Linked DNA regions of Homo sapiens: region 2 is linked to region 1. Evidence: read pairs that join two places in POLR2A ChIA-PET (ENCODE). Cell type or tissue: A673. All regions are shown on one strand. Links, peaks and the distances in the headings refer to the core of each region. The heading gives the core; the rest is flanking DNA. Region 1 overlaps TENM2 (teneurin transmembrane protein 2). Region 2 overlaps TENM2 (teneurin transmembrane protein 2).

Region 1 (15,735 bases), core at 4,428-6,927:
AGCTTCTCTTCTAAAGTGAAATTTAAGATTTTGGAGTAATAAAAATATAATGATTACCAATGTGAGAGCGATGCCAGAAAGAGACAGGGTGCTGAGCTAGACAATCACATGAAGCCGCCTACTCAGGTAGAATGGAGGAAAAAAAGGCTTTTGAGGTGACTTCTTAGCTGAAACTGAAAAGTGAAATTTCGGTCACCCATGTGACAAGGTTTGGGTGGCTGGGGTGGGGGTGGAGGGTGGAAGGGCTATTTTCAGGTCAAGGAAACAGCAGGGAAAAGGATCTAAGACAAGAAGCAGGAAAGTTCTTGGTTGTGTTGAGGAACTAGGAGAAAATGTGTGCAGCTCCAGTGTAACCAGGCAGATGAGAGGAGTTTGAAAGGAGACAGAATAGTAGGTGGATGTCACACCAGCAGCATCAGCAGCATCTGGGAGTTTCTCAGAAATGGAGAATCCCAACCTTAGACCTTCTGAATTTTGATTATCAAGTGGTTCCTGGGAAAGCACATCAATGTTGGCTAAGTGCTGATGCAAGCCATGGCAAGAGGCTTGGGTTTGGGATTTCACTGCAGTGGAAGTTATTGGTGGATTTAAAATGGGATGTGGTGTGCTCAAACACGTATTTAAATATCACTCTGGCTGAATAGAGGATTGCAGAGTGGCAAGAATTGAAATGGGGGACTAGTTAGGAGGCTGTTATAGTAATTCATCTGAGCGGTCAATTTAATCTAGACCAGATGACAGAGAATTTCCAAGCATTGCTATGTGCCTGGGAAGGTTGTCTGCTGTCTCATGGTTATTGGCAAGCAGAAAAATATATGCCTATTTATGCCCCCCAGGCAGGAAAATAGAAAATTGTTTCCCCTAAATTAGATACTTTGTCTTAGAACTCTTGGAGAGTCAATACCATCAAGGGGCTGGATTAGCTGAAGTACACTGTGTGGTTAGGAGCATGGGTTAGAGGATCATCAGAGCTGCATCCCCACCTGCCACCCCACATCCTACCTGGACAATGGTGAGCAATCACCTAGACTCTATGTCTTGGTTTCTTCATTGGTAAAGAAGGGATAAAGATAGTACAACACTGCTTTCCTTAGTACATTGATGTGTGTGTTAATTAAGAAAATGCACTTAACTAGCAAAGTAATTTAATAAGGCCTCTATAAATGAAGCTATTAATATTAGTAATATTATTTCACAATAACAATAAGTACAGAGTCCCTACCACACGCTGGATACTGATCGAGCTTGCATGCTTGTATGAGTTACAATGCCCAGCCCCGCCCCACACAGAGATTACGTGCTAATCAGAAAACAGCATCAGAAAGTGATTAAATCCACCTTTTTATTTATTTTTTCTCATTTCCCCCTGTGTCTGTCTTGTATTCAGAAAACTCAGAACTTAAAGAAAGCCCAATGTATAAAACATTTTTTAACTCCCAATTCATAGACAAGTTAACTTAACCCATAAGGAGGGTGACCAACGCTGCCAGTTCTCTGAGGACTGTCTTGGTGCTGACACTGAAAATGCCTCATCTCAGAAACCCTTCAGTCTTGGGCAAAAGGGACAGTTGGTCACTTTGACTTTAGGGTCTGTGGTTGAGTCAAAAGAGCTTCTTTCTCTCAGTTTAATAGCCACAGAGTACGTATGAAATCTTGGACAACTCTTTAAGCTTCAGGTTCTTTATCTGTAAAACTGACATATATATTTCAGGATATGGTTATAGGATAGTCAGACAGCATTTCATAAAACACATGATCAGAAATGTTGAGTCCAAAAATGATCTCACGGTTGCAACTATTATTACTAGGGCGGTTGTATGTGGAAAAATCAGAGGTAAAAAGAAAGAAACCCCCAAATGCGAACATAACTGTTTCCTAGAAACCCTCTGTCGATGTCTATTCCATTTCCCGACAGTTCGGAATACACAGGTAGTCTAAAAAAATCAACTTTCAACCTCATCGTTTTGTGGCTGGGAAAAGGGGGAAATAGGCACTATTTAGAAGGTATTTGGGATAGATGGAGTTACCACGAATGAATCTTCATTGGGATGGGAGTTTAGACCTGTTGAATGAATAAAAATGAGCCATCCTTGAAGATGATTATGAGAAGCTAAGTTCATACCAGCTCGTAACAGTGGCACGCTGTCAGTAGCTGGGCTAAGGCTGAGATTTTTCAATGAGAGCATCTGGCTTAAAAACTCCACAGGAGGGGGCTAGGGGTAGAGGAAGAAAATCCAAGAAATCCCTATGAGACCTTTTTAAATTTAGCACTCAAGGCACTAATATAAGAATATACCAGTGTGTGGATGAGAAAACGAGGGAGTCTTTACAAATAGGAGAATTTGGGATATCTGTGTTTGAGAAATTCTTTTGGACAAAAGTGGAGAAAATGACATTATCTGTAATTAGAAATAATAATGTGTAATTGGTTCATTTGCCATATTTCTACAGTTCTGATTTAGTTGAACAATGTGATCATTATGCCACCAGCTTTCAATAGAGGTGTCACAATGAAAAATAATTGCAATATTCCACAATATTAACTGCACCCTAATTGCAAAAGTTTTGAAATATAATTACCATGAAAGCTAATGCGACAGGGAACATTAAGCATAATTAGTGTTTTTTAAAAAAAGGAAAAACTGTTAGGAGCTTGTTATTGTCTAGTAAGGTAGCTTCAAATTAGCTGGCTGTAGAGCACTTTCATCTAGCTTTTCTATAATTTTCATTATTAGCACAGACTGTAATAAATTTATTTGACATAGCTCACACCTGCCAACCCTGCAGGAGATAACTTATAATGTGCGCCAGCCCCAAGATTTCCCACTGAACCTGTCAGAGCTTCCTACAAGGAGGCAGCCAGGAGTGAGGTTATTTTAAAAAAAATAAAATAAAATAAAAACCCTCAATTGCACATTACACAGTTCAGATTTAACACTTAAGCTGTGTTTTAAGTAATTTTCATAGAAAGCCAATGCTCTAGGAATGCAATTAAGAACCTCTTGTGGGTGGTGCTAAACAATCAAATCAGTGAACATTTCAAAGAACTCCTAAGGTGCAAGCCTGCTCTCCAGTGACTAGCAAGCCGCACCAGGGAGCTGACAATTAGCCCGTGCACCTGTTTGCCCAAGTGCAGCCCCTGATTTTCTGAGAAAGGCACCAACCCTGAACTCAGTGGCCACCATCAAACCCCTCAATTTCTTCTTTGACAAAACTACTCAAGGTCAGCATTTTGAAGCAATCACCTGCACCTCCTACCCACTCTGGCCTCAGCCTGTCCATAATGAGGCTTAAGAGTCAGGATCTTGACTCCACATAGACCATCTGATGAAGGCAAGGAGTGTACTCTGGGTGGGTACACAACTCCAGGGAGCGCCATTCACGTTGTTTTTTATGTAAAGTTGTGCATTGGGGGGTGTTCAATGTGAATGGTGCCCCCTGTTGTTTCTTACTTCTCTTTTTTTAGGCTCTCTGCTAATTGGCTACGTTACATCCCTTTGATTAAAAAAGAGAGTCAGGAAAGCTAAAAAAAGAGGAGGGAGTGGGGAGGAGCAGATATTTTTGAGACCTGACATAGAATCTAATTAAAAGAGACCCTCCATCCTGGATGATGCAGCAGACGACATCTAAAATAAAGGACGCAGGCCGGGCGCAGTGGCTCACGCCTGTAATCTCCGCACTTTGGGAGGCTGAGGCAGGCGGATCACCTGAGGTAGGGAGTTCGAGACCAGCCTGACCAACATGAAGAAACCCCATCTCTACTAAAAATACAAAATTAGCCGGGTGTGGTGGCGCATGCCTGTAATCCCAGCTACTCGGGAGGCTGAGGCAGGAGAATCACTTGAACTCAGGAGGCGGAGGTTGCAATGAGCCAAGATCGCACCGTTGCACTCCAGCCTGTGCAAAAAGAGTGAAACTCCGTCTCAAATAAATAAATAAATAAATAAATAAATAACATAAAAATAAAAGAAGCATAGCAACTTAAAAGAGTACAAGTTTGAAATACTATATTCCATACATTTACATGTCAACTTTAAAAACTCACAGACCCTTGTTTACAAAGCATTGTATCGAAAGGTGAACATTGTCATTTTAAATGTGGTCACTAATAACACTAACTGATTAAAAGGTCCAAATAATAGTAGCCAGGAAAAATTAATAACTTTCTTGATCAAGATGGCCTTTCTGCCTTAGTAATTTTGTTTAGATCACCCTAAATATATATATATATATATATATATATATATATATATATATATATATATGTATGTATTATCATAAATTCTTAAAGCATATTTATAGAGCTAAGAATTTATGGCTGGGTGTATCTCATGCCTATAGTCCCAACACTTTGGGAACCTGGGGCAGGAGGATTGCTTGAGGCCAGGAGTTCAAGAACTGCCTGGGAAACATAGTGAGACTCCATTTCTACAATAAATAAATTATAAAATATATTTAAAAAAATTTAGGAAGTTATGTATTCCATCTTGTCTCTGGCAGCCCCACCACAGAGATAAAAGTTCCACGAACCTTGCATTAATAACCATGCAGCCAATTTGTTAAAATGATGATGCCCTAACTTAATTAAATCTGATAGAGCTGATGACATTGAACCTCTTAGGGGAGATAAAGTTCTCCGGTTAATAAAGACACCATGTTTATAGATAGATAACCATAAGAGAGCCAGTCACGTGCCCATATGCCTCAGTTTCCTCATTTGTAAAATGAGGACATTCAATTTGATTATCTCTGTCTGTCTGTAAAATCAAAGTGAGTTTTTGACTAGAGCATTCCTTCTGATTGCAGATTTAATACTTCTGGCCAATTATTGGTTCTCGGAATCACTCTGTCCTAGACTTTCTCTTGTTAGAACCACACATTCTGTTAGTAACAGATGAGCCTAAAAATGTTGTCTGGAGACAATTGGCAGGACCTCAGCAGGCTGTAAATCCTTTCAGGAAAAAGGATCCGATCCTCCCTTTCCCCTACCCTCCCTTCCCCTCGCTTCTCCTCTCCCCTCCTCTCCTCTCCTCTCCCCTCTCCTCCCCTCCCCCCTCTTCTCCTCTCCCCTCCCTTCCCCTCTCTTCTCCTCTCCCCTCCCCTACCCTCTCTTCTCCTCTCTCCTCCTCTCCCCTTCCCTCCCCTCCCTTCTCTTTCCTTCCCCTCCCCTCTCTTCTCCTCTCTCCTCCCCTCCCCTCTCCTCCCTTCCCCTCCCCTCTCTTCTCCTCTCTCCTCCCCTGCCCTCTCTTCTCCTCTCTCCTCCCCTCCCCTCTCCTCCCTTCCCCTCCCCTCTCTTTTCCTCTCTCCTCCTCTCCCCTCCCCTCCCCTTCCCTCCTCTCTTCCCCTCTTTGCTTTTCTTCTATTTCTTTTTCTCTCTCCCTCTCTGTTTCCCTCTCTCTCTCCTTCTCTCTTTTCCCAACACAGTCCTCAGCATATAGGTTCTCAACAAATATGCCCTGAGGAAAGAGAAAAGAAAGTCCAAGCTTGGCAGTTCTCCAGCCAGAGTGTATTGCTTGTGTAAAGAGGAAGCTACCACAGATCAGAGTTAATCTTTAGGTCTGCACACCATGGGCATCATAGAAGCTTTCCTTAGTTCAGCATTTGAGGCCCATAATCTGCTGAATAGAGTGCCTTTCAATTTATGGAAAGGGGTCATATATTTTAGTGGTTATGCATGACTTAAATAATATTTAATTCTTATTATGATTCCTCAGTGTGACATTTCTGCTGAATTTTATATTTTCGTTTTCTTTTCTCTCTCTTTTTTTTTTTTTTTTAGTAAAAATTGAACCAGTTTTATTCTTTTTCAAGGAAGAGAATTCACTTTTCTAAAGGAAGAAGAGGAAACAAACTAGAAACTTACAGCATATATTTTTTATCTTTGGTGACACACAGAAGTTTGCTTTGTTTTTTACTTTCTCCTGTGTCCGAGTTTACAGTTGGACTTTTGTAAGGGAAGTGGACCAAATGTGTGGTCCTTGACTTACTTTCACGGTATTAACTACATTTCCTTTGTTCTGTTGCATAATGTAATCACTTGTGTTTAATCTCCCTTCTATAGGGAATGATGGATTATTAAAAGTATTGCTGCAACCTGTGCATGTACCCCCTAAATCTAAAATAATAATAATTTTATTGAAAGTATTGTTGCACTGCCACTGTAAAATTACTCAATGAAATCTACATTGTCACTACTCAGATATTGCCCTTCATTTATAATTGTGTGGTCATTAATTCTTATTTGTCAGTACATTTTAGGTTAAGAGGTTTTTTACAGCCTTAAGATCTAATCTTTATTTAACAATCAATCATCAAATCTGCATTTGCAAAGATTAGAAATCTCATTTTTAAGTAAAAACAGACAAAGAGTTAGGATTTGAACCCAAAGTTTAGAGGACTGTATTATCACCCAAATGCCTAGATGTTACCATGCAAATCAAAAATAAAATTTTGAACAAGTAGTTTTATTTTGAAGAGAGAAACATAAATATAGAACAGACTTATCTCATGGATAAAACAGAGGATAGACTATTAAAGTCATGTGTTTAGGGAGAAATTATGCCTTCCAAAGTTAATGCCTGGCTTTGAAATTGTGAGTAAGGCTTTTTTTTTTTTTTTTCCAGCATAAACACATCTAGACAAAATGTAAGACTCTGTGTCAATATTTTTTTTGAAGGGCAGATTGGGCTTATAATTATATAATACTGACCTATGACTTGTCTCTTAGGACTTCCACAAAATGAGATTTTGATCTGGTACTTTTGGATGTGTAATTTATCTATCTACAATGCAACACAATGAAAATGTTCTCTCATGGTTTTGGAATTATCTTCATTTTGGCAGATACAGGCACATGTGCTACACACTTCTCATTCTTGCACCCAGGGCAGACATCACTAATCGATCACAGCCCTCTTTCCCACTGGGAACAGATGGAGCCTGTCAATATTTCTCAGCGGTCCTCCAGGCAGCTACTACTAATCAATCAGAATTGGCATGCAAGATTAAATGCCCTTGCCATTCAGGGCAATAATCACAGAAAATGACAATCACACAGATGTGAGTCCCTGGGGTAGCCAAAATTCCAAAACCTAGTATAATTGCCTCTTCAAAATGTGATTAAATATCCTCTTTCCCTCCATCACAAGCAAAAAGAATAAAGTCATGCAAAGTAGGTTTGGTTTGGGAGGAAAAAAGAAAACAAAAAAACAAACAAAAAGAAACCTTCTAGCATCTGCATTTCTTTGTGGCTCCAAGATCCGAACTGTTCTTACACAAAAAAGACCCATCATTGAACTCCACTAACTTATACCTCAGTTCTTATTTATTTCCTCCAAAAAACTAACCTTTATACTACAGTTTTACTATTATTAAATCACTCTTCCATGGAGCAGATGTTTCTGAACGCTTTTTTGCGTTCTTTGTCTTGAATACTCTTACTAAATAGTGTCCTTCCACAGAATAAAAAAATTCCTAATCTTGAAGGAGTTATATTTATAGAGGAATAATTTATCCTAAGTTACATTAAAATAAGTAAATCCATGGCAGCACAGTTAAATTCATAAGAGCAAGAACCTATCATTACTCTCAGATTCTCTTTGGATCTCTGCTAAATTGAGGACTATACAATTTATGAATACATATTTTTTGGTTAAACAAACCCTAGGAAAAAAGCGTATTTATGCATCAAAAACCTGTTATTAAGAGCTCAAAAAACGTAAACTTCTTATTAGAAGATTTGATGTTTTTTTCAACTACAACAATCTCAAGAATTAAGAGTAATTTTATATTTCCTTTTGTAGTAAGGTACAATCATATCATGTTTTACTTGGGATGAATGTAACTATCTATGGTTTTAATTGTTACTGTAGAATGGAGTTGTTTCACAAAAATGATAATCCATGTTGTAGAGTGGTTAGTGAGGTGAGAAACTCAAGGGCCGGGCACGGTGGCTCACGCCTGTACTCCCAGCACTTTGGGAGGCCGAGACGGACGGATCATGAGGTCAGGAGATCGAGACCAACCTGGCTAACACGGTGAAACCCCGTCTCTACTAAAAATACAAAAAAAATAGCTGGGCGTGGTGGCGGGCGCCTGTAGTCCCAGCTACTCGGGAGGCTGAGGCAGGAGAATGGCGTGAACCTGGGAGGCGGAGCTTGCCGTGAGCCGAGATCGCGCCACTGCACTCCAGCCTGGGCGACAGAGCGAGACTCCGTCTCAAAAAACAAAACAAAACAAAACAAAAACAAAAGAAACTCAGATGACATCAGCAAATATCTCTTGGGCACCTACCCTAGGTTACACATTGGAACTACAACTGGAGTGCTTTGGGTTAGTTCCAGGAGCACTGGGGCAGGAGTACTCACCATGGCGTGTAGAAATAAGTAAATTCCAACAGTCATTCACGCAGCGAATATTTATTGGTGTTAGCTGTGTGCCAGGCAGTGTCCTTGTCCTCCAAGGGCACTACCAGACTACAGAAATACGTACAACTGGGGATGGTGGCTTACTACCATGAATAATTGATTTTAAGTTTCTCTTTTACAATAAGCTTCCTTTTTTAATTAACAAATATATATATATTTATGATATACAGCATGATATTCTGTTATATGTATGTAATGGATATGTCCATAATGTTATGGAATAGCTAAATCAAATCAATTAACATATCTCTTACCTTGCACACTTTTTTTGTAGTCAGAACACTTAAAATCTACTCATAGCAATTTTCAAGTATATAATACTTTGTTATTAACTATAATCACCATGTTGTACAATAGATATCTTGAACTTATTCCTCATTCCAATTGAAATTTTGTATCTTTTGACCAACATCTACCCAATCTCCACCTTCCAGCCCCTAGTAACCACCACCCTACTCTCTGCTTCTGTGAGGTCAACCTTTTCAGATACCACGTGTAATTGAGAGGGGTGGTATTCGTCTTTCTGTGCCTGTCTTATTTCACTTATCATAATGTCCTCCAGGTTCAGGCTTACTGTCACTATGACAGGATTTTTTCTTTTAAGGATAAATAGTATTCTGTTGTGTATATATGCCACATTTTCTTTACCCATTCATCTATTGATGCAGACTTAGCTTTCTCTTGAATAGAGTTCTTTGGGAGCAGAGGCCAGGCTTTCCCAGTTCATTGTTGTTCTCCAGCAGGTAGTACAGTGGTAGCACATAGTAGTCACTCAGTCGACACATGTTAACTGAATCAATTATACAACGGGAGTGGGAGGAAGGAGTGGGTGAGTGGAAAGTCCTTTTGCACGTTGCTTTTGCAGACAATGAGCTCCTGAAGGGAAGGGCACAAGTCTGTTATTCCTGTGCCCTGAGATCCTGGCATCTCATGGGCATGCCAAAAATGTCTGTGGAATGACTTTGGAGGTAACCAAGGAACAGTTAGAGGTCAGTTACGTGTTAGGATGTGAAGCAAAGGGAATGGTCAAAGCATAAGAAACTTTTAGAACACTGATTTTGAATATAGAAATTCAAAATACCTTTCCTTCTCCCAAGAGTAACTAGAGAGTGGGGGTAATTTACTTAATGTACACATTTTGTCCATCAATATTCCTTGTGCCAGCCACTGGTACACCCTGGGCAAAGGCAAGGAAAGGAGAAGGTATTCCCAGATGGAACAGGACCAGCCAAGCAGCAAGAAAGGTTCAGGCAGGCATGATGTGATGGATGACAGGGCTATCTCTTAAAAGGCCTGGGGGCATTCATTCCATAGCATCCCTGCATTCCAGAGAAAAAAAACTATGCAGCAACCTCAGCGAGATAGAGCAGCATTGCCATAATGTTGAGAACCATGGGGGCGCTCACCCAAGCTCCCTGGCCAGCTGGTTGGTGGACCATTTTAACTCTGCATCCACCTGCCTCTTCTCCTAGTACAACCTGGAGTTTCTGACTACATTCTAATGGGCTGACTTCATCCTCTTTGCATGGGATTTCAGTGTGTTGACTTTGTGCCAAAGATCAGTGGGTTTTATAAACTTTGATAAAGCGGTAAAGAAGCAAGTTTCACATACTGCCACCAATCATATTTTCATATTGGGCAAGAAGAATAAGTTTAAGTGGTGTTACAAAGCATATTTATTTATGCAGACGCTCTTTTTATCCTTTTCTCGACAGGATATTGGCACTACATTTGAAACAGGGAGAAAAAAAGCAACATGTTCCCATTTCTCAATCTCTTTACTGCCAATTTCTGAATTGAGACTAGCTTCAAGATTTTGAATATCTTCAGCATTGATCTACTGCTAGTTTCTGGTGGAGAAATTGAAACAATAGAAATCTGAAACCGAGATAGACAGCAACTTGCAGTGTACATTTCCTCTCCTGATGCTTTTATAGACAGAAAGGACAGAGGGGTTATATCTCGTTCTCCAGCTTGTCTGGCCATCCCATCCCCAGGAAGTCTATTTACTCCAGAAACTACTGTGATGCCCACCTAACTGCCATTTCTGTCGATTCCTGTCCAAGCTGCACAACTGACCAGCTTTGTAACTTAGGTGAAGTTATTTAATTTCTATTGCCTCTGTCTTCTTATCAGTAAAATGGACATATGCACAGAGTTTAGTACTTAAGGTTGTTGCGAGGATTAGAAGAGACCATGTATATTAAGTGCTGCTAAGAATGGTGCCTGCGTCTGGTGAGCAATCAATAAATGTTAGCAGCTGTTGTTATTATGACTACTCTTTTTATTGTATGTGTATAGAAGGGAAAATCACCTGTGTGCCTTAAATGGGAAGGGGAGGATAGTAGAGTCTTCCCCTGTCTTCCTATATTGACTGAGCCTGGGGGACCTCTACCTCTCTGAGTTGACTTGTACAAGTTCAGCATTACTTCCCTGCAATAGTTTTCTATGGCTGCTATGGCAAATTACCACAGTGATGTGGCTTTAAAAACACACATTTATTATCTGAGAGTTTTGGAAATGAGAAGTACAAAATGGTTTGATTTGTGCTAAAATCAAGGAGTCAGCAAGGCTGAATTTCCTTGCCTTTTTCAGCTTCCAAAGGACGCCTGCATTCCTTGGCTCATGTCCCCTCCTCTGTTTTCAAAGCCAACATCATTAGACTGAGTCTTTCTCATGCTCCTGTCTCTCTGGTTCTCTCTCTTCTGCATCCCTCTTTCCCTTATAAGAACGCTTATGATTACATTGGGTCCACCCAGATAATCTAGGATAATCTCTCCATCTCAACGTCAGCTGATTGGTCGACTTAACCTCATCTGCAACCTTCATTCCCCCTGGCCATCTCTATTCATTTCTCAGGTCTGCAATTGCAAATTACCACTGAATGGGTGGCTTCAAACAACAGACATTTGTTGTCTCACAGGTCTAGAGGCTAGAAGTCCAAAGTCAAGGTGTCAGCAGGGCCATGCTCCCTGAGCCTCTCAGGGAGGATCTTTCCTTGTCTCTCCCTAGCTTCTGGTGTTGCCAGAGATTTTTGGTGTTCCCTGGCCTACAGCTGCAACACCTCACTCTCTCTCTGCCTGTGTGGTCACACGGTGCTCTCCCTGTGTCTCTCTGCATCTTTACGTGGCTGTCTTCTCATAAGGACACCAGTCATTTTGGATTACGAGTCCACTTGCTCAGGTATGACTTTATCTTCACTAGTTACATCTGCAATAACCTTATTTCCAAAAAAGGTCACGTTGTGTGGTCCTAGGGGTTAGGACATCAACATATCTTTGTGGTGGGGAGACACAATTTAACTCATAATATCATGCGAGTTAACATATTCACAGGTTCTGGAGATGAGGTTGTGGACATCTTTAGGGGGCCATTATCCCACCTACCATACCTCCCTTCACTCCCGATTGGGATGAGAAGATGATAGTGTAGAGTGGATGGAGATAGTTTTTCCCCAACCTTGAGATGCTAACATCTCAATGTCCATTACTGCAAAAAAAGGTAGACCCCAAATGACACATGCAGCACAGCTAGACGTGGTATTGTCAGAAAGGGTTGTAGTCCACAGGAGTAGGGAAGGGAGATGGAAAGACAGGAAAACAGGAAGAAATTAAATCCCTACAACATATGGTCAAATCTCATCCCAACTGAGCTTTCATGTAAGGTGTCTGAATCCGTTCTTGGAAGTGTCTTTTCCCCTCCTGTTCGCTAAAATTTGCTCCATATTGAATTGCTTTTCTCCCCTACACCCCCACCAACCACCAGCTCCCTTCAGCTGGCATTGGCCTCTGTTCCTCTGCTGATATTTGAAGCATGTGGGTGGGTCTCACTTTCCCAGCAAAATCTTTTGTTCCCCTGTATCGATTCACCAATTATCACCTCATCCCCATTCTCCAATCCCTCCCCTTACAACAAAAACAACAACAAAAATTAAAGGCATAAACCAAAAGAACAGAACACCTTCAGCCTTCATAGCATCCCTGAGAGAGAAAACCTATGTATTAACAAGAAAGATGATCTGTATTTCTTTTTCCCTAGGAAAACATACTCAGCATTTTATTTCATGAAAAGATTGTATTTCCTTGATTGGGAGGGTAATTACTCTTCCAAAATAGACTTGCTGTTAAGTAATCTTGTCCATGCAAGTGACATGGTATATGAGTGAGAAATGTGGGCAATAGGTATATTTGATTATCCACACTGCTATCTTATCTGACTGACCTTAGAGAAGTTATTTGGTCTCCTTGGGCCTCAGTTTCCTTATCTGTAAAATGAGGATTTTAAAAAGGGCCTAATTTATAGGTTTGTGATGAGGATTAAAGAAGCTAATAACAGATATCGTGCACGTGCCAGGTGCCGGGTACTGTGCTCAACACTTTTCATGGATTATCGCATGAGTTTGTGTTATGTCCATTAGCGCAGGGTCTGAGGCTTCGCCAGCAGTCAAAGAACCGTCACTATTTTTGTGAGTACGTGGCTTGCTTTATCCAGTCTGCCGCTGGAAGCAAAATATTCTTTCTATCCTGGATGTCCAGTCTTGGAACCAGCTCCGAATCCATTGAAAGGCCCCTGGTGTCTCTGGGGGGTTGGTACCTTCAGACGTTATTGTACTACATTTTTGTTCAATGAGTCAGAGCCAAAGGACTTGGTTGGTGAAAAATTTAAATCAGATCGGTGAGAAGCAGCAATCTTCATCTCCCCCACTGCTCGGTGGTGCACCTTTGCCACCAGGTCAGGGAAATCATCAATCCCGGGGAGCAACTACAAAGCTGTTTCCAGAGCCAATTTCCTGCTGAACTGTGTGTTATACTCTTAGCAACATTCCAAAAATTATACTCACTTCAAAGCCAGCTTTGATCTGGCCCCCCTCCCTCCCTTCTCCCCCAGCCTTTGCCGAGAAGCGCATCTCCAGGAGTAGAGTTCACCTTGAAAGGCTGAGACGCCTGTGAGCAGAGCTCGGATCTTCCTGAGAGGAAGGGAGGGAGGCCCCAGAACCAAAAAAAATAAAAAATAAAGAAAAGAAAATCCGTGGGAGGCCTCACTTATTCTCTGTGGCCCACTGCCCTTGCCTTGGCAGCTCAGTTCCTTCTTGGGGTAAGCAAAACCATCAGCCCAGGCTCTGCCCTCCACAGAACAGCAGCAGCCGCAGCTGATCTCAGCATTGTTGCCCTCACGTGGTTTTGGTGTTGTTGCTTAAGCAGGGAGCTGCTTTGGGTTTCTCACTCAGAGCTGCAATGGGAGGTATGTAACCATCACCCAGGGCTAGGGCAGGAAGGAAAAGCTTGCCCTGAAGGGGAGGTACTGTACCGGTGCCTTTCAGGGAAAGGCCTTTGTTTGATACTGTCAGGCATCAGATGCACCTGATAATTTTTTGGAAGGAGGAATTCTTGCAGCAGCTCATCTTTCCTTCATTTTACCCACTCCCTTTCCCTCACTCCTAGATTACAATGTGGAAACTGAGGTACACTAAGAGACTTGCTCACCAAACAAGATGCCTGTGGATTCCAGAGTGATTCGCAAATCCCAGTTCTAGCCCAAGAGAAAATTCCCTCAGAAGCCGAGCAAAAAGAAAGGGGCAATTAGCTGCAAATGCCTCATGCATGGATGTGGTGCTGGAGTCTCGGGGGGTTGTAGGGATTGGGCGCTCTAAACCCAGTAGATGTGCCGCACTGGCTTCATTTGTGAGTTGGGAATCCTGGGGCTTCCCTAGGCAGGGAGTTTTTAAAATAATAGTTACCAAGTTTAAGGAATTTATTTCCACCTATTTGGGAGTAGGAGCAAGGGTACGTAATGACAGCCTGGAGGAGGAGCAAAGCACTGCCACCTGCTTGCTTGTGACCTTGAAAACCCCACCTCACCTGTCTAAGTCTTAGGGTCCTTGCCCAGGAAATGGGGATTTTGTGGTGAGGATGAGTGATAAAAATCCATGTAAAGCACTTCTCCCTGTAACTGACACAGTTCTTGCCCTACAAGTTCATAGTTGAGTTGGAGTGAATCAAGAAGCCTTCACTGAAAGGGGTCTCACACTTGTCTATCTCCCTAGTATGTTGCCTTGCATTTGATGGAGATTCAAAGTGCGTTGACTAGTTTGAGTGACCTTCAAGGTAATAGTTCAACATGTTGACAAAAGTCTCCATAAGGGAACCTTGTGACAAAGTATTGTGTAAAATAAAGAATCTGTGTAACCGCTCCAATATTATTCTATTATTATTATTATTGGTTAGTGTTATTATTATAGGTTATTATTATTACTATTTTTGGCTATAAAAGACAACAATAACAACAATCACTGCTTACTGACATATGACATTTAGTACAGTGCTTAGCACAAAGTTAGTGCTCCGTGAAGGTTAAACAACAGTGAGAAAAAAACACTGCCTGCTTTTCAAAACATTGATTTCTACATGCAGTTTTAGCCTTGCATCTGTGAGATCATGACGGGTTTATTTATATTTCTCTTTTTATGAAAGCTTAGCGGTTGTGTTGAGTGAATACAAACAGTTACCATAGGTCCTTAAAAAGGAGCTCTGAGATGTGTATTGAGCGAGCGCTGAACATTTTCAGGATGTGACTGGTTCCCTGGGGCCCACTGCATCAGGCTGACCATTCTGAGAATTAATAGCCACCCTGACACTTGAAGCCCATCAGGAATGAGATGCTTGCCTCGTCTGGGAGGACGGTGGGACACGTCACCACCTGCACGTCTCCCTATAAGCTCTTACCTGCCGAATTAGCAAGCTGCAGCTATTATGTTAGACAGAGCCACAGCTGAGCCCGCAGTTTGATTTTTGTCACCATAAAGGCAGGACTGGAATTGACACTGGAGTAATTAGGAATGAATTCTCAGATCTTGACTTATCAAGCACACTGCCAGGGAGGGAGACAGGAGCCGTGTGGCAGTGTTTTGGAAGCTGAGATGGTGACCTTGCAGGCTGACCTCACTCTTAATCTTTCTATTAGAGAGACCAGTAAGCATTTGGCCAGCACCTCCTGTTAGGCTGACAACCAGAGCAGTTCGTTTGGGATTGGATATTTTTCTCCTTTTTTTTTTTTTTTTGTAGCCTGTAGGCACTTAGAAGAAAAAGGAGCAGGAGAATGAAGCCAATATGGGAAGCAAAGTTACCACGGGGACAAAATGTTCTTCCGAGCAGCTTGAAATGAGCATAATTTTGGAGAATTTCTGCAATAGCGAGTTAATTCATAATTGGGTTTGCTGAGCAATCAACAATGTGTTGCTTGTATTTTCATATGCTGGGAGCATATGACTCCGTGTGTGCACTGTGTGTGTATTATAATGCTCCAGTACTTT
Region 2 (15,735 bases), core at 8,108-10,607, 340 kb before region 1:
CCTGGATTCTAAAACTTTAGAGGAAGGCAATAATGGCATCTTTCTGAATTGTTATTCTAAGTCTACAGTTCAGTTTCTCTTTCATATATATGTATGTATACTTACATATATATATATATATATGTATCTGTCACATCAAAATTCAGCGTGTACGTTTGCTTATTCTAGTTGTGTTGATTTTGATTTTGGGTTATGAATTTTTGTTTGTCAGAGGAAACAATACATATGTACTTATGTAAACCCACACTTTGTTTCCACGGGCACTTAATGTCACCAAATATTTCCTTTTGTTGCTAGGTAGAAAGACAGCTTAGAGAGATAGTTCTCTAGCCACCATAGTAGGTCAGTGGACTTTTCTGAGCTCGCTTAGACCACCCTTGATAAGTAGAATTCAGTCTGTGTCAATGCTTTTGATGTATACTGGCTGCCTAGGACATTGGGGTGAGAAGAATCCCTGGGAGAACATGCAAGGCTCATTCACCAATGCGGAGTGCAGCAAGTACCCCCCATCCCTTGGTCTCACTTGTATTTTAGGTGCCCGTGTTGATCACAGCATCTCATTTTCCAAAGGGTCTTCTCACAGCAGTGGGACAGCCCTGCATGTTAGCACAGTTTCTGAATTCTCTGAACTCCTTATAATGTCAATTAGGGATTCTACCAGAATGCACATTTCTTTATTTAAAATGTTAAGTTTTTTATTGTTTGTTTTTAATCTTTATTGGCTTTGGGAAATTTAAGAGTTTTCTAATCATTTTGAGAGAGTTTTCTAATCATTTTGAGAAAAGCGTGTGTGCGTGTACACAGACCATTGGCATGTGAAAATTTAATTATGGATGATCCATATTTGAATTTCTTATCAAGTACCTTATATGCTTCTTTGTGAGTTTTTAAAATGTGGAATATAATTTTAATATAAAAATCTTAGCCTATTGTGTGGTTATGTAATTTTCATCAATATTCTTACCATCACGATTGTCACCATGATGCCTATTTTGTGGAGACTTCCTCTTCTACAAGGGTAGGAAAGCAAAAAAGCTAAGAGCATGAGCTCTGGAGATGGATTGCCTGTGTTCAAATCCCAGCTCTGCCAGTGACTCATTATGAAATTTCAAGCAAGTTACTTTTACTCTCCTGCATTTATTTTCCTCATTCATAAAATGGGAATAATAACAAGGCCTAGCTCACAAGGTTATGTAACAGTTTAAAGAAGCAATAGATTTAAAGTGCTTGGAAGCATGCCAAGCATGTAGGAAATGCTTGATAAGTGCACTGAATACTACTGAGGTTATAATATGAGCCCGATCCTAGCCTGAGACTGTACGTGGCTTATTTCACTTACCTCAGTCATACCCAGTAGGGGGGTGATTCTGCCCTCCAGGGGACATTAGACAATCTCTAGAGACATTCTTGATTGCCATGGCTTGCAAGATGCTACTGGCATCTCGTGGATCCAGGGAGGCTGCTAAACATCACACAGTGCTCAGGACTGTCACCCACAAGAGAGAATTATCTGGCCCAACATGTCAATAGTGCTGAGGTTGAAAAAAATCTTGATTTAATCCATGAAGTAGGAAATGTTTACATTATACTCATTTTACAGAAGAGAGTATTTGAACCTTGGAGAAAATATAACTTCTCATATTGCAGATTTAGTAATTGGAACTGCTGTGCAACAGGCTTTTGGAGCAGGAGGGTTTATTTTGTTTTTAAGATAATTGCATAGAAGATCTTCTAAAAGCCGTGAAACAGAAACCTTCAGTGCTTTTTGGAAGCAGAACCACTAAGGAATGGGTTCAAGCCCGTCAGAACAGACACTGTCTGGAGTGTGGCATCAGGATGCTAGAAGCTCCAGCCTGTGCCTGGTCTGACTTTGAATTTTCTGGATCCTGGGGAAGCCCATGAGGCTTGGCCACAGTCCCAGGGTGGTGGTAGACACTCCCAAGGCTGAGGTAGGCTTTGTCTTCCAATAGTCACAGAAGTTTATTTTAATATTTTAGCAACTGGTTTGATCATTCCTGAGAAGTACTTCAAACACATAATTTCACAGATATTGTTACTTAAGATGAGGCCAAATTGAAAGTATAAAAACTGAAATTGTCTAAAGCAAGGGTCCCCAACCCCCCGGCCACAGACCAGTAGTGTTAGGAACCCGGCTGCATGGCAGGAGTGGCAGGTGAGTGAGCGAAGCTGAGCTCCACCTCCTGTCAGATCAGCAGCAGCAGCATTAGATTCGCATAGGAGCATGAACCCCATTATGAAATGCGCATGCATGGGATCTAGGTTGTGCATTTCTTATGAGAATCTAATGCCTGATGATCTGTCACTGTCTTCCATCACCCCCTGATGGGACCATCTAGTTACGGGAAAACAAGCTCAGGGCTCCCACTGATTCTACATTATGGTGAGTATGTAATAATAATAGAAATAAAGTGTACAATAAATGTAATGTGCTTTAGTCATCCCGAAATCATCCCCACCACCACCATCCACTGGGTCCATGCAAAAATGGTCTTCCATGAATCCAGACCCTGGTGCCAAAAAGGTTGGGGACTGCTGGTCCAAGGGAAAAAAAAAAAAAACTGAGTACATATCAATTAGGTACAGTCAGCAGTAAAAATCATCAAGGTATAACACAAATGATTCATGAATGGGGAACACTTTATCTCAGCTAGCCCCTGAGGACAGGAGCAACAGTGTTGATCTATACATCCCAGGGCCTGGCACATAGTGGGAGCTTAATGAATGAACATAAACTCACAATCTTACTCCATCATTGTGCAATGCAGTTTGAATGGTTGTGACACCCATAACCTCAAATATATACAATTCAGACCTCCCACTTCATATCTGAGTAGAATATGGCAGTAGTTGGTTGGTTGCACTTCTCAGCGTCTCAGCCTTTGTATTAACTATGGTCCATCTCTACATCCCAGCAAATCATCCCTCCGTTGTGTCCCCCTGCAATGTGGATGGAGAATTAGCTGAATATGCCCAGAAAGCCAAGTGACTCAAAATTCATCCCCTTCATTCTGACCCCCAGTCAAATCCAGATGTCACAAAACAGTTTGTGATCTGTCATGGTCACTGTGGACTGGGTGAAGAGGCCACAACCATTAGTGGAGATCAGTTCTCAAACCATTGCTTTAGGAATGTTTATTACAGGACTTGGTTTCTGACTTTCTGAGCACAGCTAAACAAATGGTAATGCAGTTTACAGTCCTCAGAACCATCATTTTAATAGTGATCTTCACTGGATTAAAAAAATCTCTTTTTGTTCTTGGCCTCCCACCTGTAGTTTTTTTCCTTGTTAAATACATGCGTGGCCCATTGCAGCTCCACAGCCATTCATATCTCAGTGCCTGTAGGGGTGGGAGTAAGGGGGCATGGAGATATTTCTTATGTATCCCATATCATAGTATTTTGGAGAGAAAGAAGTCTTCTCTTCCAAAAGTATGAAACTGTTCATGAGAATATAATGTGTTTGCAGAAATCAGTTATGTTCAATGGGTAGGTGTTTTCGTGCTTCAAATTAATATCTGTCCTTTAAAAATAGCAGATGTTTAGCTGTATATGTGGGTGGTCGACAAATGCAGGCACTCCACATTTGCTCCAAGTGCAGGGCTGACAGACAAGGGTGGCTCTCACGACCAAGGCAATCCCCACCCCTCCTCTCACCCCTCCCACTCTGTGGCGATGCTTCCTTGGCATCTCAGATCCGTACTGTTGTGCCTCACTTCTCAAATGCATGGAAGCTACACTTCCCAGCACAGTAACAGTGACCTGCTTGAAGTGAGGTCTTCAGACCAGTGCCATCATCACCCAGGAGCTGGTTAGCAATACAGAATCCCAGGCTCCAGTCCACATCTACTGAATCAAAACCTGCATTTTAACACCACCCCAGGTGACTCTTGTGTACATTGAAGGCTGTGGTCCCAGAGCACTCCGTCTCTAACCTCTTTAGTCTCTCTTACTGCATTTTACCTTTTATTACCTATTTCTGTATTATACTCTTCATTTTGCATGCGACAGTTGAGGGCAAGCATCGCCTTATTTTTTTTTCTTAGATCTGTTTAGCATGTAGGTGATTTTCCTAGCACAGTGGTACTTGATCAACTCCTGAATTTAATGCAGATATTCGGATTATAACCACAGGGAGAGTGGTAGTATGTACACCAGAAAGGGAAGAGTGCCACCTGTAAGGGAGCTCTGGGTTTAGGCATATTTGACTCTTCCACTTCACAGCTGGGCAGTCTTGAGCACATTATTTGTCTCCTCTAAGCCTCAGTTGCCATAACTGTAAAATGCAGATCATAATTGCTATCTCATAGGTTTGTTTTTAGGATCAAATGGGAGCAAACATATAAAGCAATTGGCATGGTGCTAATTGGTTCACAGAGAGCTCTCAAGAAACATTAGCTACTACTATATGAATTATCATTTCAGCCAGTAGGTTCTATACTATATCATAATTCCAAAAAGAACATCCCCACCTCAACTTTAAAAAATTACCCTCATAGCTCTCAACTGGGGTTGATTTTCCTCCCCAGGGGACAGTTGGCATTGCCTGGAGGCATTAGATTGTCATGAACTGGGGAGAAGGTGGGCTGTGTGTATCTAGTGGGTAGAGTTCAGGAATGCTGCCTAACAGCCCGTGATGCACAGGACAGCCCCACAACAAGCCATGATCCAGCCCAAAATGTCAATCATGCCAGTTGAGAAATCGCTATTATCCACAGAGGAACTGAGGTAAGCAAAATCACCATTTTTTCTTGAGGATTTAGGTACCTTGGTATATTCATCCTCTCAAATATTAATGTTGAGCCCTTTTGTCAGAATCCATCTACTATGAGGCAAATCATTTCCTTTGGTACAGAATCACACCCTGGAAAACCTGATGCAACCTGATTAACCTATTAAAGGTCATAAAACAATAACAATTACATTGCACATTTCATTCTTTAATATCAAAGAGAGCTAGGTTCTTTGAAATGTAAAACATCATAAGTGAAAGGATAGGGCCTGCAATTCCCCCAGGAGCCCAAGGTCATTGTATAAATAACATTCTGGTTCCCCTATTAATTTCACTCCATTCTGGGATGTGCAGGAGGCCATAATTGTTAGAGGAAGAGGAGAAGGCTGAACTTTTGCTGCCCATGACGGAGGTCAGACAGTGTAACTGTGGTCCGTGGTTCAAAACAGTTGCCCAAAATGGAGCAAAATAAATGTCCTTACAGCTGGTAGAAAGATCAAGATGAAACGTCTATGTTGTTTTTCCCTTAAAAAATCAGAGATGCTGCAAGAGCTCCCAAGAAGGTATTAATTTCCCAGGTACTACTGCAAAAATAAGGGTGAGGAGGCGAGTGTTAGGCTTTATTCCTGCTGTGAATAGATTAAGCAGACACCAATTTACACCTCATTGTTAAGAGTAACTTTTTTCTGCAAGTGAGACCACATTTACATCTTTTGTAATTAAGCTAAAGGAATTTTTTTTAATGACATTTCCCCTACCACAAATCATGAAGTAAATATTTTAAGTGAGATCAAATGCTAACATGTATACATTAGAACCGTAAAAATAAAAAGAGAGACAGAGAGACAGAGTCCTAGCGCCACCTTTCAGCTTCGTCATTTGCTGGGCTGGGATAGTCTCTGTGCCTGTTGGTGCTTTGGTTTTGGAAAAGGCCGGGTATGACTAAGTGAGGCAGTTAAAGAGATGGTGAGCGTGGAGGGATTCGCTCTTGGAAGGGATGGCTGTGCCAGCTTCCCTGAAAGCAGGAGGTATGGCAGTGAGTTAGTGAGTGCTCCCAGTCATTCAGGGCACACCATCCATCAGCAGGAGCGTGAGGCTGCGATGGCATCCATCCATCCGTCTCCTGCATGCTTTGCTTTTTGGCAATTTTCGTTTTTAGGAAAATTGAACATAGAGAGCTGTATATTAAGAGCTCTAACATCCTTTATTCCCCACACAAGAGAATCTAGTTGGGCAAAGAGGCATTTTTTCCCCCTAACAATAGAGTTTGCATGGCTGCTAGAAACAATACAATTACGGACCCAGATAATAAATAATTGCAGAACAATGGGGAGAATGAGGTGTGGGCAAGGAGGAAAATGGATGGTTTCAGATAAGATTTGCACAAAGATTGAGTTGGTGAGGTGAAGTCATCCCAGGTCACGTCTGTTCTGCACTAACTAAGGTAAATTATTGTCCACACACCTGAACTGAGAGCTGGAGGCCACGCTGCCAGCCTAGACTGTGCCTTTGTAAGATGGACCTTTTCTCCTGAGAAGAGCTCAGAATGTGAAGTATTCAAATGGAAGCCTGTGACTGCTGCTTGGCCAACCTTGTGATCAGTCAAATAGAAAATGGTGGCAAGTCATGCCTGTAATCCCAGCATTTTGGGAGGCTGAGGCGGGTGGATCACCTGAGGTCAGGAGTTCAAGACCAGCCTGGCCAACACGGTGAAACCCTGTCTCTACCAAAAATACAAAATTTAGCCAGGCGTGTTGGCAGGCGCCTGTAGTCCCAGCTGCTCGGGAGGCTGAGGCAGGAGAATCGCTTGAACCTGGGAGGCGGAGGTTGCAGTGAGCCGAGATCGCACCACTGCACTCCAGCCTGGGCAACAAGAGCGAAATTCTGTCTCAAAAAAAAAAAAAAAAAAGAAAAAGAAAAAGCAAGCCTACCACTTGTGATCTACATGTTTATGGAGCCTAAATGCCAGTGTGTCACATCCCTGGGCACATGCCTAGGTACTGTAGCAATGTTGGCTCAGTGTGCATTCTCAACTCTGATATCAGCATGAAAAGACCAAGCCTCAGATATATTTGGCTTTATTTTTAGGCTTTTCCTGAAAAAGGTGCAAGCACATCATAAACTTTGTCTTCCACAAAAAGATCAGATTTACCCTTTGGAGGCATCTTTCTCCCTGTGCCACTTGCCTTTTAAATTCAAGCAGGCTTGGAGAGTCTCCTTTTCTTCCCTTGGGTTCCTCCTTAGCCTTTCCATGGTGGCTATTCTGGTGAGTACTCGCCTCTCTTTGCTTTTGATTGTGGTTCTCACCACCTGTGAAAAGACCTTCTGATGAAATACTTCCCAAAGAACCTTCTTGACCTTCTCTTCTCCTTGACCACAAGGCTACTTCTGTTTTCTGCCAAGTGATGTCTCGTAAATCTTTGTAAGTTGCACCAACTGTGTGTCCTTACAGAGTCTATCCAATCTCAGCATTGCCATTAAATATAGAACCCAATCTGTAGCCCTGGGCACCCTAACCAGAAGTATTAATTTTATAGTTTAGCAAATACGGTAATGCACCAAATAACAACATTTCAGTCAGGGACAGACCTCATATACAACAGTGGTCCCATAAGATTATAATGGAACTGCCCTATATAGTGTAACCGTTTTTATCTTCTATACAGTGTTTTTACTGTACTTTTTCTATGGTTAGACATGTTGAGATATTAAAATACTTATCATTGTGTTATAATTGCCTACAGTATTCAGGACAGTAACATGCTGTACCGGTTTGAAGCCTGGTAGCAACAGGCTATGCCATACAGCTTAGGTGTGAAGTAGGGTTTACCATCTAGGTTTGTGTAAGTGCACTCTATGATGTTTGCACAATGACAAAATCGCCTAAGGATTCATGTCTCAGAATGTATCCCCATGGCTAACTGGTGCACGACTGTACTTACTAAGTCTATCCTATGTACCAGCCATTGTTCTAAGTGTGGGGACCAAAAAGACAACTTCTGACCCTCTTGAAGCTTACATTCTGAGAAAGCGAGTCAGACAGTGACCAAAATCAGTAAACCATATAGTGATTTAGAAGTCTTAAGTGCAATGGAAAGGAACAGAAAGGGAGGATGGAGAATTGGGGGCAAGGAGATGATGCAGTTTGATCAGGGCAAGCCCTGCTGAGAAAAAATGATTTTGGAGGAAACACCCAAACAGAGTGTGAAAGTAATCCATGTTCATGAAGAAGAACCTTTGAGGTAGAGGCCTATGCAGCTGAAAAGAGAAAAGTGAGGGAGAGATTAGTGGAGTTGACATCGGATAAATTGAGGGAAGGGCAGAGCATGTCAAGTCTTTAGAAAGTCAAGTCTTTAGGAAGACTTGGGCTCCTCTGAGATAAGGAGCTCATAGATGGCTTTGAGGAGGAGTAAGATTATCTGGCTTACATTGTAAAAGAATCACCCTGATTAGCAGAGTTGGAAATAATCAGCAGGGGATGTATCAGTAATTTATTACTAGATAAAAAATGCAGCAGAACTTGGCAGATTGAAACAAGAGGAAATGATTGTTGCTCACATTCTGGTGTGTCCAACAGGCAGTTCTTTTGGGGGACTTGCCTGTACTCACTTGTACAGTTTCATCTAGCTGGTGGGTTTCATGGGGGCTGGACTCCATGAAATATTTGAGCGTTTCCCTCCTCTTGGTTTTTCATCTTCTAGGAGGCCAGAAAAGGCTTTCTTTCATGGGGATGGCATTCTTCCAGCAGGGCAAGCCCCTATGCTCAAGAACTTCTTGTGCCTTTTCTTGCATCATGTTTGTTAATGGCCTATTGGCCAAAGCAAGTCATGGCCAATCCCAGAGTCTGGCCAATCCCAGAGTCAGTATGAGAGAGAACTATACAAGACTGTGAATACACGAAGGTAAGATACATTAGGAATCCCCAGCATAAGGAACTGCCACAGGGGCCTAAAGTAGAAATCATGGAAAACAATTGAGAGGCGCTACAAAATCCAGAAAAGAAATGGTGATAGACTGCAACAGAGTGCTAACAATGAAAGTTTTAAGAAGTACCCAAATTCTAAATATGTTTTACAGGATGACCTTATTTTTATTGTGTCAAGTCAGTAGGACAAGGCTATTAAGCTTCCAGGGATTGGTGATGGTCTTATTATGCGTGAGATGATGTCATAATATAGTAAATGAGGTCAGGGATAGGTTTCTTTTATTGCCAATAATTATTCAACGAGTTTTCTGTACAATTGTAAACTTAGCAATTCACTTAGTGCCGTGACTACACAGCACCCTGTCAATATCATCATCAGCTAATATTTATCGAGCACCCTCTGAGTACATGGTATTGCACTCACAGCAACAGAGGTGAGCTGCATTAATTCTTTCAGCCAGTGCAGGATTATTGAGTGGTTTATTACATCACTCTATTAATTGGTGCCCCAGCAGCTTCCGGAACAACATTTAGCTTCCATAATGCAATTCTTTTTCCTCTTAGAGTAGATTTAGCTTTGGTAGAATTTAACTGCACAAAGAAATGATAGGGCTATCTGCCTTTATAAATATGCTAATGTTTTTTGTTTATCTTATTATCAGAAACTTGGAGATACTGGTCCCATTTCATAGACGGAGAAGTTGAGGTAGACAGCGGTGAAGTAATTTAGCTAATGCTATGTGCTGAGATCAGGGATTGAAATTCAATCACTTTATCTATTGCACTATACTGCCTCTCAGTGGTGTATGTTATTCCCATTTTGCTCTCACACTAATATATGGTCATGAAAACACCCAAAAAGATTTAACTGGCGTCTATATTCTTTAAGGGAGTGTATGGCACTTTTCTTTGACATCTGCACAGACTAATCACTGGAAAAGTGGTTTGTTTGTTTGTTGTTGTTGTTTAAGCCCCTTATTATAGGGGATTTGTCAGCTGTTAAAATCACCACTTTTTTGTGTGAGTTAAATTCTCATCAGAAAGATGTTTTTGCTTTTATGGTACATCTAAAGTTTTAGGAACTAGCTCATGAAATAAATGATCTCATTGAGATCCCTACTTTCATTTTGTTCTGGAAACAGTTATTCACTGGCGATTGTTTTGGTTGATCATTCTTTTTGAGAGAGTTCTCTTTTTTTTTTTAATGAAAGAGTTAAATAGGGGAGCTAAGAAAACTGTGAGTGGAAGGGAGCCGTTTAAATGCAGAATTTCTTTGCAAATCTTGAAAGTAGCGCCATTAGATGTCACGTACTCTGAGATGCACTAGAGTGTACACCCTCCAGAATGTCTGTCTGTTGTAATTCCATCACATTACATATTTTAGTGCATATCTCTTCCTAGCAGCTTCCAGAGCTTTTCAGATATTCAGCATCAGAAATTGCACTGTTTTTTCCTGGATTTTACAAATAGCAACCAGATTATTGTAAAACAGAACTATCTGATAAGTAAGGTTGTGAATTGCTTTTGTGATTGTCATGGGTAAGAGCATTGAAGAAACTCGCAAACAGTGCAGCACACTGGTTCCTGTAAAAATAAAACCTGTAGCAGTGAATGCGTTTTTCTGATGAATACGTTCAAGGCTGTGATCATTGTGCAACTTCTGGTTGGATGCTTTCAAACGTTCCATATTGAGAAACATCAGTAACAAGAACCAAATAGTCCACCAAAGCCTGTATTCAACTCAATGGAGAGGAACGTAAATTCTTACTTAGAGTTTCATTGAGGCCAACTCTATTCGGTCCACCATGGGAAGCAGAGATTTAAGGTTCTCTCTTGATTTGCTTTCCATTTTTACTTTATGATAAGGTGGCTCCGCTACTTTGGTTTTCACTTAAGGGGTTGTTCCAATTACTATGCAAAACAGAAATGGAAAACAGACAAGACAGACTTCTGTTCAGCAGACAAAAACCAAAATGCCAGAACATGTTAATTAATGTGAGCAGTTTTATAAGCAAAATAATTTGTTTTAATTGGCTAAATAAGATCTGATATAATTATAATAAGCCAATAAACTAATTTCAGAAAACTATTTATATCACAAACCTTTAATCACATTATATACTCATTGCAAGTTTGGAAACGGATATAAAAATCGACCCAAATTATCTCATCTTTACAAATAAGAAAGATACATTAAGGGCTTTTTTGAAACTTCAAAGGTTATGCTCTTTTCTTATTTTGGAGAATTTCTTTTTCTTTTTGGAAAAAATATATAGGCAATTTCAGGAGCATGAATCTTTAGTGAATCAAGAAGGAAGCATTATGAGGGTGAAAAATCTTTCTTAAGAAAGCTTATTTTGTCCAAGGTAAAAGGCTTATTAAGATGAGGTTTCTTCCACAATGTTCTTTCATATCATATTCACCCTAAGGAAAAACAAACCTCGTAGAAGAGAGAGATTGTATAATTGGGCCTGAAATGACCTCCTAGAAGAGACCCTATAGAATTGAGAACTCTCTCTCTGAGGATTAGCTGCCCATGGGTCAACACAAACTGACTTCCAACTAATGTATAAACGATTGGGGGAAAACGATATGCTTCCAGAGGGCAGTTGTTAATTCTTCCTACCACAAGAATCTCAATTTGTTGGGATGAGCTAATTTTGACACCAACTTGAACACTGGTTGATGCGCAGCATGTGCACACACACACAAATACATAACAAAGTAAATAAATAAATGGCCTTTCATACAACCCCAGGGGTAAAAACGCTACAAATAAATTATGCACTTTTACATTATACTAGCTGTATTTTAACAACAGTTTTTAAAAGGCCAGGGACTGTATTATAAGCTCTTTCACATAATTTCCGAATGACAGAATTGCATGCCCATCAGAATTGCATGCCCACCAAATCAACATGTCTTTTTTAATAAGTGCATTCTAGGTACAAGGTAGTACTCAAAGGAATAGCAATATATATTGTACAAAAAAAAAAAATACTTCGCTCATGTAACCTTCAGTATACTTAAAATCTATGTGATGAAGTAAGATATAAATCAAATAAAAAAGACCTAGTAATATTAGAAGAATAACAGTTCACCAATGGTATGAGATATCCAAAGGCAGGACAAGATTAATGGGAAAATTATATGTATTAAAATGTTCTCGGCAATGGGTGCTTAGACATGGGAGGAAAGAGCATTTACTGTGAGCTAATATAATGTAGAAAAAATATTTTTGGTTGGAGAAGTATCTTATTTTGAACAAAGGATAGCATACATTTAACAAATCCTTCCATGCAAAAGGAAAACATAGGGAGATAGCAGGGTACAAAATGTGTTTGGAGGTGTATAGACCAGATTTTAAAACACTGCTAGAAATAGATGAATGTAGGCAAAATTGAATGGCTCATTCATGTATCAGACCCACATATACTGAACACTCACCATGTGTTAGGCACTGGTCTAGCTACTAGGAATATAGCAGTGAACAACAACAACAACAATAAAAACACGCTGACTTCATGAAGTTTATGCAAATATTTCAAGACAGTAAGTGTGTGACACCATTGATTATCCTAATATGGGGAGCACAGGCAGTTCTTTATCTTAGTTCTATTGTTTTTCATTTGTGCACAGACAGGCAGAGACCATGGTGTGTGTGTGTGTGTGTGTGTGTGTGTGTGTGTGTATAAAAATATATATTTCAAATAAAAGCATTTATTCAACTTGTTGAAAATTCAACAATATTGTTCATCACCATGTACACAGAAAAACATCACATAGGTTGATGGAATTTTTTATGTTGTTCCAGATTGTTTTAGTATTATATAGACTTAGCCAGAGAGAAAATAAAAGAGAACATAATTAATGCATTTACTTAAAAAGAAAGAATTAAAGGTGATTAAACGCTGTGGGTATTTGTGTGGTTAGTTCTGTCTTTCTGTGTAACCTTAAAAGGATGACTATCAGCTAATAACTTTTCCTTTTCCATGCATGGAATGGGTGGCCTGAGGGGCCCATCTTCAAGCAGAATGTAAATGCCAAGTATGAGGACCGAAATCAATGAGTATCACCTTCCTACAGCTTTTTTTTTTTTTTTTTTTTTTTTTTTTTTGCAGAGAACTGCATTTGTTTCTATCTGTGCAGCCATAGCTACATCATTCATATGTAATGTTTGTCTTTTATATTATTTTGTATAATTTTGATGATTTTCGTGGAAAACGTGATGAAAACATTTCCCCAAAAAAAGTGTTGCTGAATTTAAATGTGTTTAAAAACTTAATCCCCATGAGCATAGATGATCAAACACTCAACAAATATTTACCGAATAAGCAAGCTACTTTGTTTACAGATTGTGGGAGGTACTAAAGATGCAAAGTGTTTAAAATGTGAATATTGTTCTCATTTAATTTAAACATATATGGAAGAACGGGGCACAAACCAGAAAAGCCAAGTAATAATAAACCAATGTGGCATAAGCTAAGTCTGAATGCCTGACATGGATAAAAATAACTAGAAGGTAGGAAGACAAGGGTTAATATCCTGGCTTTGCCATTTGCTCCTTGTGTGATGTCGGGTAAGTTAATTTTGCTAAATCTCAGTTTTGTTGTCTGTAAAATGGTTCCAGCAACAGCCATTTGGTGAGTTGTTGCAAGGTTAGAAATTAGAGGCAATGATAAGTCCCTGTCATTTAAGAAGCATTCCCATTACTATGAACTATTTCATTATTGGGTAGGTGTTAGCTATATACTAGCTATTATATAATAGCTTTACATGGATTAGCTATTAAGTTCTCACAATATTTTACAGATGGGGAGAGCAGGGTTTAGAGAGTAAAAGAATTTGACCCATGTTCCACAATTAGGAAACAAATTTCAGGGTGGGAATTTGGACTTAGGACTAACCCCAAAGCCCAGCTCCTAATTATGATACATCCGAGAGCACTGTGATAGCTATGGGAATTAACAGTTTCATCAATGTAAACCAAGAAAGTCAAGGATATACTTGTGGAGGACATGTAACCTGTCCTGGTCTCTGATAAAAGATTGGAGTTAAATATGTTGATATGAAAGAGAAAAGGCCGTTCTAAACAGAACGAATAATGTACTTGAGGCTCTGAAAGGGATGCATATGCATCAGGCTGGGCGGACAGTAAGCTCTTGTGCAGTAGGGATAGAACCAGTGTTTACATGGATAGGTTGGTGTCAAACCACAGAGGCGACTGAAGTTGAGGCAAACAAATCTGCACTTGATTCTCTAAGGAATTGTGAACCTTAGATGATGTGCAAGCCGATACATAAGATAATGAAATAAAACAGACTTTCAATTGACCAATCAATAACTATTGGGAATGGATGTCATTCAGAGTGGCATTTTAAGAAGGATGAATTGGAGAAGAAAAAAAAAAACCTCTTAAAACGGCTGTTTTCAATGGCTGTGTCACGACAGTTGGGAGAAGTGTCACAATGAACAAGGCACTAATAGAAAAGTATTTGTTTGCCAAACATTAGCTAGTTTATAGATTAGGGCAGAGTCAAGGTCGTATGTAGAATAATGTCATTCTCCTTTCATTCAGATTCCAAGTGCATTCTTGAGAAGGGGAAAGGCGGTGTTACGATCTCTGGTGCAGTCCTTGCCAGAACCCTAGGAATGCCCCCTGGAATGGGTGTTGCATTTCACCGCCCTTCATGTGTTTCAGCACAACTAAAACAGCCTAAAGAAGAGCTGCATTGAAGAATTATTGCAACTGTCCAGGCAAAAGTACACAAATCAAGAAATGTCAGAGGTCTGAAAACAGTAACTTTAAGAGATATGGGGTTGGTATTTAAGTTATTGGTAATTGAATGATTGTGGTGGGGGAAGAACTGAGCCCTGAATGGCTTGAAGGATTTTACATTTTACACTGGTGAGGAGATTTGGAGAAAGGGCTTGCTTCGAGGGTGAGTTCATGAGTTGAGTGGTAGAACTTATTGAGTTTTAAGCATATTATCCAAGTGGAAAAACCCAGAGGGGAATTTGAAGAACTGTAGCTTGTAAAGAGGGTCAGAGTGGAAAGAAGTCTTTATGAGTCATCCATTTTGAGGTGATGAAATATTGTCCATGTTATCCATTTTTAAAATTTTAAAAAGCTGTTGAGTGGGTTTCCTAACAATGGAAGTTCACATTTACTGATGCACTTGCTATGTGCTGGGAGCAGGACCTACCACGGCACAGACATTGTTTATTCTTAATGACAACCCATGAAGCAGGTAGCCTTACACCCATCTTAAGATGAGGACACAATGAGACAAAATAACTCAGTCAAGGTCACACAGCAGTAGGTAGTGGAGCTGGGATTCAATCTTAGGCAGGGTAACCTGGTTCCAAAAACTGAGCACTTAACTACTGTATCATACGCTGTCATATAAGCATATGAATGTAAAGCTCTCCCACAGAGAAATAAGTCACATAAAAGTTACATTCCTGTAAGAAATATTAATATGACTTGGTCACCCCAGTATAATCACCTAGCCCCCCACCCTACTCAAGGTATCTTAAATCACACATATCCACTCCACTACAAATGATATCCACTCAGGGAACCCACCTCCTCACTAAGGAAGCGGTAAAAATAAACAACAGCACTGATAGCCATTTGTAGCTTTAAAAAAATCTCTCCTTTTGTCTGCTTTGGAGATTTCTTTTTATCTCTCATTGACAATGTTTTGCAGATGCTGTTCAATAAACCTCGGGCCCCTTCCCCTGTTTTTATTGTGCTGAAATAGTTGCGTGCTGAAATAGTTGCATCCTTGTAACTGGGTCTTTATTTTTATTGGCAGAAAATTCTCAGTCCACTTATTCCCTTGTATAAAGTAAATTTTAACTGTAGAACCTGTATCAATAATGTCATTTAAAGGAGGCTGCTTCCAATACACTCTGCAAAATGTCCGCAGAGATTTCCGGATTTCCCAGTCACCACTTCCCTCCCTGCTAGCCAGGCCTTGCAGCTCCCTTTTCCCTTCTACATCTGAGCACTCTCTGTTCTCTGGCCAGCTGCCTTCTGTTCAGCCCCTGTGTG

Evidence for each region. Peaks named below come from ENCODE experiments on the same cell type or tissue, not always from the same donor. Only the 100,000 strongest peaks of a DNase experiment are listed, where the experiment ranks them.
Region 2: POLR2A ChIA-PET joins it to region 1 with 19 read pairs; 2 of 35 experiments call an interaction of 5 or more read pairs at or near these places.

The regions. Positions count from the first base shown.
Region 1 is chr5:167,903,308-167,919,042 of GRCh38, forward strand. All of the region lies in intron 5 of TENM2 (teneurin transmembrane protein 2), which reads left to right. Among named protein-coding and RNA genes, the nearest start is that of TENM2-AS3, 42 kb to the right of the region's middle. RefSeq lists an enhancer at 12,653-13,852. In A673, for the core only: no CTCF peak of the experiment used is centred there; a DNase peak (open chromatin) is centred at 5,494; H3K27ac peaks cover 1,245 bases.
Region 2 is chr5:167,556,317-167,572,051 of GRCh38, forward strand. The region is part of intron 4 of TENM2 (teneurin transmembrane protein 2); the gene reads left to right. Among named protein-coding and RNA genes, the nearest start is that of TENM2-AS4, 96 kb to the right of the region's middle. In A673, for the core only: a CTCF peak has its summit at 9,502; a DNase peak (open chromatin) is centred at 9,465.